Regions from separate parts of the Homo sapiens genome. Here region 1 is linked to region 2. The links are chromatin contacts, found by Hi-C or POLR2A ChIA-PET in ENCODE. All regions are on one chromosome and are shown on one strand. Each heading gives the region's core, a stretch centred on a gene start or an enhancer-like site at or near the end of the contact. The rest is flanking DNA. Distances are from core to core; before and after follow the strand shown.

Evidence for each region. Hi-C counts contacts between places; a loop is a spot of excess contacts on that map. ChIA-PET counts read pairs that join two places held with the same protein, here RNA polymerase II (POLR2A). Pooled maps may share reads with other maps.
Region 1: a pooled map shows a loop between it and region 2 (14-fold over the local background). The contact joins the promoter of HRAS here to the enhancer-like site in region 2. A Hi-C loop is called at or near these places in 4 of 37 single-sample maps with no recorded cell type and 9 of 50 pooled maps. POLR2A ChIA-PET finds 5 or more read pairs at or near these places in 5 of 52 experiments (A673, CD4-positive, alpha-beta T cell, GM10248 and 1 more).

What each region holds. Positions count from the first base shown.
Region 1 is chr11:534,126-536,825 of GRCh38, forward strand. HRAS (HRas proto-oncogene, GTPase) reads right to left here and starts at 1,451. Exons shown (of 6, transcript NM_005343.4): 1 at 1,291-1,451; 2 at 87-250. The coding sequence starts at 197. It also overlaps a transcript of LRRC56 not described here. RefSeq lists enhancers at 1-524, 525-1,381, 1,403-2,110 and a silencer at 388-547.
Region 2 is chr11:266,866-270,830 of GRCh38, forward strand. No RefSeq gene overlaps it. Among named protein-coding and RNA genes, the nearest start is that of NLRP6, 9.6 kb to the right of the region's middle. RefSeq lists an enhancer at 2,615-2,684. Within about 2 kb of position 2,051, at least 26 of the 41 ENCODE cell types and tissues checked have a DNase peak (open chromatin) inside an H3K27ac peak, as active enhancers do; they include CD4-positive, alpha-beta T cell, where a contact is called at or near this core.

The DNA of each region.
Region 1 (2,700 bases), core at 201-2,700, 270 kb after region 2:
CAGGGGCTGCAGCCAGCCCTATCCTGGCTGTGTCCTGGGCTCGCCCGCAGCAGCTGCTGGCACCTGGACGGCGGCGCCAGGCTCACCTCTATAGTGGGGTCGTATTCGTCCACAAAATGGTTCTGGATCAGCTGGATGGTCAGCGCACTCTTGCCCACACCGCCGGCGCCCACCACCACCAGCTTATATTCCGTCATCGCTCCTCAGGGGCCTGCGGCCCGGGGTCCTCCTACAGGGTCTCCTGCCCCACCTGCCAAGGAGGGCCCTGCTCAGCCAGGCCCAGGCCCAGCCCCAGGCCCCACAGGGCAGCTGCTGGCAGGGCCATCTGAAGGGCAAACCCACAGCGGTCCCTGGGCCCCAACGCCAGGCAGCAAGGACTGCAGCGTGCCTACCTGTGCAGCTGCAACCCAGCGTGCGGGAGGGCTGTCGCCTCGCCCCCACTTGCTCTTAATGACCCAGTGATGGGAAAAGGGACCCAGCCCTCAAAGGCAGGGCTGACAGCTGAGCGCTCTCAACCACGCACCCAAATTAGAAGCTGCTGGGTCGGCAGAAAGGCTAAAGGGAGGCGCCCGAGGGCTGAGGTTACCGTCCTCCAGAACAGGTCTGGCCACGGCGGAGCGCGCCACGGCGTGCCCGGGCAGGCTAGTGCCAGCCTGCAGGCCCCGCGGCGCTGGTGCCTCCGACAAGTATTTGCTGAGCGCCTACTGCGTACTAGGCGCCGCCGAGGGGAGGGCAGACCCGGGCAGCGCCCCGCACCCCCGGCGGGGAACCGGGGGCATCTTTCAGCCACAGAAAGCTGGAGAAGACAGAGGAGCTCCTGGGAAGCAGGGACTGAGCGACAGGAAGGGGCCGAGAAGCGGCGCGGGAGACCCGGAGAGGGAAAAGGCACTGGGGCTGAGGCCCCCGGCCTGGTCCGCGACCTGTGATGCTGAATCGGGGGTGCCCGGGCGTGCCGTGGCCGCGGCCGCCTCCTCCCAGACGCCCCCGGGTGTGAGGGCGCCGGGCCCGAGGCTCCCGGGTACGCCGGCGTGGGGACCGTGCCCAGCGCGAGGCCACGGGTGGGGCCCGGATTCCCGCAGGCCCCAGGGAGGAAGGGGCCCCCGCCCGCCGCAGCCCCCGACGCCCGCTCACCTGTGCCCGCGGGCCCCGCCCGGCCCCACCCACCCGCCGCCGCCGCCGCCGCCGCCGCTTACGCCCGCCGGCCCCGCGCCCCCGGCCCGCGCCGCGCGTATTGCTGCCGCCTGGGGGCGAGGAGGGCGCGCGGCCCGGCCGATCCCTGCCCGCACTCACCGTTCACAGGCGCGACTGCCCCCGGGGCCAGGGCCGGGGCCGAGGCCGGGGCGGGGCGGGGGCGGGGGCGCGCGGTTCGCCCCGCGCATGGGCTCCGTCCGCGGCGGGTGCGGCTCGGGTTGCGGGCGCAGGGCACGGGCGGCGGAGACTCGGGCGGGCCTGCGCACGCCCCGCCCCGCGCCCGTCCGTCTGCCAGGCGCGGCCTACCATTGGCTGCGCGCCATCGGGCCCCGCCCCACCCCGGTTGGCTGAGCGGCCCGTCTGTCAGGAGCCGCGGTCGGGCGGGGCTTCCGGGAGCAACGCGGGAGGCGGAGCCAGTAGGGCCGCGGCCTCTCGGGGTTGGGCTTGGCTGGAGACCGGAGCCGAGCTCGGGGTTGCTCGAGGAAGGCCAGGGAGCCGGTGTCTGGGGGCCCGGGGCGGCATCTCCGAGCAGGGCCCCGGGCTCTCCCGGGAACAGGCCGGCGAGAGAACCCGACTCAGCGGTGCCGGTGCACCAGAGGCCCTCCCTGCGCCGGCAGCGCGGCGCCGCCCACCGCGGAGGTCCCGGGGCTACGGGCTGGGGAAAGGCTGGGATCCGCCGGGACCAAGGCGGGATGCTCGGAGCTGGGGGCCCCCGGGTGGCCGCGGGGTCCGGTTGCCCGGCTGCCCTTCCGCGCAGGTGGAGCGGCCGCGCACCCCACCTACCACCACGCACCCCAGCTCCCCTACTCCCACCGCAACCCACCCCGAGGACGCTTGCAGCCCCGGTGGGGTTCCGGGCGGCGGGCGCAGCCGTGTGCCCTGGGGCCAGGCGTGAGAACGCCCCCTCCACCACTCTCCTCTTTCTCGGGCCTGCGTGGCAGGCGACCCTGCCCGCCCAGTCCCCCCAAACTTGAGGTTCCAACGCTGCAGAAGCTCAGCGTGGTCCAGTTAAACCGTACCCACAAGTTGCCACAGGGGAGCGAAGTGCCCAGGGCTCACCCCAAGCACATAGACGCACATCCTAGCTCTTTCAAACCCAAAAAGACATGTTTTTAACATTTTTTAAAATTGCAAAGGAATCAGAAATACATCCTCATTAAAAAACAAAAAGGGCCGGGCGCGGTGGCTCACGCCTATAATCCCAGCACTTCGGGAGGCCTAAGCGGGTGGATTACTTGAGGTCAGGAGTTCAAGACCAGCCTGGCCAACATGATGAAACCCTGTCTCTACTAAAAACACAAAAAATTAGTCGGCTGCAGTGGCGCGCGCCTGTAGTCCCAGCTACTCGGGAGGCTGAGGCAGGAGAATCGCTGGAACCCGGGAGGCGGATGTTGCGGTGAGCCGAAATCGCGCCACTGCACTGGGCAACAGAGCGCTACTTCGTCTCAAAACAAAAAAGGCGTTTTACAGTCAGGCAAACCCTGCCTCTGCCCAGTCCAGCGCCCGCCT
Region 2 (3,965 bases), core at 801-3,300:
CAGCGTCACAGAATGTCTGTATAATTGCCCCAGAATTGGTCTGTGGTACCACACTAAATGATTCACAGAGATTCTTTGTGGAAAGAACAGTGACTTTCATGGAGGGAAAGGTCATTTTCACTTTTTATTTCATACATATTTATACTATTAGATTTTCTTAAAATTAACATATTCAGTCATTGCCTATAAAATTTAAAATAATGCCAGTGGGGGAAGCCCTCTGGCGCTTCCATTGCCTGTTTGAAAGTTACTGGGCTCACTTGTTCGGGAAACATCAGCTGCTCCCACTGGGTGCCAGGCCCTGTTCTAGGTGCTTGGGAAGTGTCAGTGAGCAAAACAGACAAATCTCCAGCCCACATGGAGGGGTGAGGAGCAAGGAGGAGGAGTGAGGAGCAAGGAGGAAGGGCAAGGAGCGAGGAGGAGTGGGGAGAAGTGAGGAGGAGGGGGGAGGAGCGAAGAGGAGGGGGAGGAGCGAGGGGGAGGAGCGAGGAGGAGGGGGAGGAGCGAGGAGGGGGGAGGAGCGAGGAGGGGGGAGGAGCGAGGAGGGGGGAGGAGCGAGGAGGGGGGAGGAGCGAGGAGGAGGGGGGGCGAGGAGGAGGGGGAGGGGCGAGGAGGGAGGGGAGGGGGAGGGAGAGGGGAGGAGCAACGAGGAGGGGGGAGGAGCAAGGAGGGGGGAGGAGCGAGGAGGGGAGGAGGGGGAGGGGCGAGGAGGAGGCGGGAGGAGCTGGACAGGACATCGTGCCAGCCCGAGGGCGGAATGAACTTCAGAGAAGTTTGAGAGCAAAAGGTGCTTTGCTGCTGTTAGACCCTGAAATTCCACGGGTCCCTGGACAGTTTTGGGAGCCGGGAGGGTGAAGAGAGTGGATCAAGCTTCGTGGGGTGGACCCGGAAGAGATGGGGCAGTGAATGGTTCTGGGGGACTGCGGGAGCCTCCGGGGAGTGATTTTTTGCCCTGAGGGGAATCACCGCAGCGGGGACAAGGCTGGGGGAAAACACTTCCTTCTGCAAGGGCACTGCTGAGCCTCACTTGCTGGAGCTTGCACTGTGCAACGGTAAATTCACGTTGTGTGCCCTCACCTGAGCTTCTGATGAGGACGCTGGAGGGCTTGGCCCTTTGAAGTCCTCACCTGTCCCTCCTTGGGCTGGGGGTGGTGACTAGGAGGGGCTGCACGGCTGCTGCCCGGGTTGGTCCCGGCCATCCCAGCTCCCTGGTAAATAGGCTTCTCAAACTAGGATACCTGGGCCTTGGGCGTTACCTGCAAACCCTGTTCCTCGCTCTAGTTCCCCACTTCCATCCCTCCTCTTGCCTCAGCCCTTCTCATCTCACACGCCACATGGGATCCACCCTTTTTACGCATGTGCAGAGCGTGGCCCCTCTCTGATTCCCTTCCCCTCAGGAGAGCCGGACGTCTCCCTCCCTCACACCCTCCCCAGCCCCACAGCAGCCCAGGGAGCCTTGCCCGCTCCTCGGCCCCCCTGGCTCTCCCAGCCACCCAGGCCTCCTGTGTCCTGAGTGGGCCAGCTCCTGCCAGACCACGGCCCTGCCCTGCACCTGACTGCGTCCCCACCGCGGACCTGCCCCCTCGTTTATTCTCCTCTCTCCGCTCTGCTCTGTCCTTGGCACTGTTTTTGTTTGTTTTTTGTTTTTGTTTTTTGAGACGCAGTCTCGCTCTGTCACACAGGCTGGAGTGCAGTGGCGTGATCTCTGCTCACTGCAATCTCTGCCTCCTGGGTTCAAACTATTTTCTTGCCTCAGCCTCACGAGTAGCTGGGATTACAGATGCCCGCCACCACGCCTGGCTAATTTTTGTATTTTTAGTAGAGACGGGGTTTCACCATGTTGGCCAGGCTGATCTCGAACTCCTGACCTCAAGTGATCCGCCCGCCTCTGCCTCCCAAAGTGCTGGGATCACAGATATGAGCCACCGCGCCCCGCCCTTGGCACTGTTTAATCCATGTGTTGTTTATTTATGTATCCTGTTTATTTTCTGTCTCCCAACAAAGACGTAGCTCCTTCTGGGTAGGGCATTTTGTTCATGCTCTCAGATGCCGCCTACCGCCCTAGAGCAGGAAATAGCGGTCAGCGCCAGCTGTGAGGAGCACAGCATTGCGGCCAACACAGGAGGCACTGACCACGGGGCAGGCGCTATTTAAAAATCGTGGCAAAGGATCAGACGTAACAGAACTCTTTTTGTTTTAATCATTTTTAAGTGTGCAGTTCAATGATGTTAGTTACATGCACAATATTGTGTAACCATCACCACTATTTCCAAAATCCTTTCTATCCGTCAGACAGAAACTCCGTCCCCATTAAACAGCAACTCTGCATTCCTCCGTCCCCCCAGCCTCTGGTCACGTGTCTCATCTACTTTCAGTCTCTACGGATTTGCCTGTTCTAATTATTTCATAGAAGTGGATTCATACAGTACGTGTCCTTCTGTGTCAGGTTCATGTCACTCAGCGTGATGTGCCCAAGGTTCACCCATGCGTCGGGCTCTCATTCCTGAATCGCATTTCTCTGTACGGATAGACTGAGTTTTGTTTGTCTGTTCACCTGTTTAGGAACACTTGGTTGCTTCCACATTTTGACTGTTATGAATAACGCTACTAGCAAAGTGAACACGAGTGTGGTTTCAGTTCCTGTTTTCAATTCTTCCGCGTCTTTTAAGAAAAAACAAACTGTTTTCAACAGTTGCATCATTTTACCGTCCCACCAGCAACATGGGAGGCTTCCCATCACTTGTTTTCTTCATGTTTGTTTTGTTTAGTTGCATAATAATTGCCATCCTAGTGGAGGTAAGAAGGTATCTCACTGTTCTTTTCATTTGCATTTTTGTAATGACTAACGAGGTTGGGCAACTTTTCACGTGCTTGTCAGTCATTCGCATCTTTTTTTTTTTTTGAGAAATGTCTATTCAAGTCCTTTGCTCATTTTGAAATTGTGCTGTTTGGGTTTTGGTTGTTGATTTGAAGGAGTCCTTTTTATATTACGTATATGAATCCTTACCAGATATATGATTCGCAAACATTTTCTCCCATTCTGTGGTGATCTCTTCAGCCCCTTGATAGTGTCCTTTGATGCACAAAAGATTTTAATTTTGATGAAGTACAATTTATCTTTTTGTTGTTGTTGTCATTGCCCATGCTTTTGGTGTTATATCTAAGAATCCAAGGTCGGCCGGGCACGGTGGCTCACGCCTGTAATCGCAGCACTTTGGGAGGCCGAGGCAGGTGGATCACTTGAGGTCAGGAGTTTGAGACCAGCCTGGCCAACATGGTGAAACCCCATCTCTACTAAAAATACAAAAATTAGCCGGGCATGGTGGCAGGCGCCTGTAATCTCAGCTACTAGGTAGGCTGAGGCAGGAGCATCGCTTGAACACAGGAGGTGGAAGTTGCAGTGAGCCGGGATCGCGCCATTGCAATGCAGCCTGGGTAATGGAGCAAACTCCGTCTCAAAAAAAAAAAAATAATAATAATAATCATCATCATCATCATCCAAGGTCATGAAGATTTCCCTACATTTTTTCCTAAGTGTTTTATGGTTTTAGTTCTTAAATGTCAGCCTTGGTCCATTTCCAGTTGATTTATGTGAAGGAGGAGGCCCCGCTCCACTCAGGCCCGACTCTTAGTGTTTTAATATCACCACTTTGAGATCACAACCACCTTAGGGAGCAGGAACCGTCCATCCACAGACACAGAAACTCACCTAGAGTGTGTCCAGGGTCACAGAGTGACCAGTGAGTGGCAGAGCCAGGAGCTGGACCAGCCACCCACTCAACAGGGTGCACAGGACCCCAGACCCCCAGGCTTTACCGCCTCTGGACACCAATGCACAAGAGAGTAAACTTGGGGAGTACCTTAGGCAGGTGGTCAGAGGCCTCGGGAGAGGAGACATTTGAGCAGAGAAGGGAGGTGGTGTGGCAGCCGTGTGGACCTGCTGTGGGTGTGTGCACCAGAGCTGT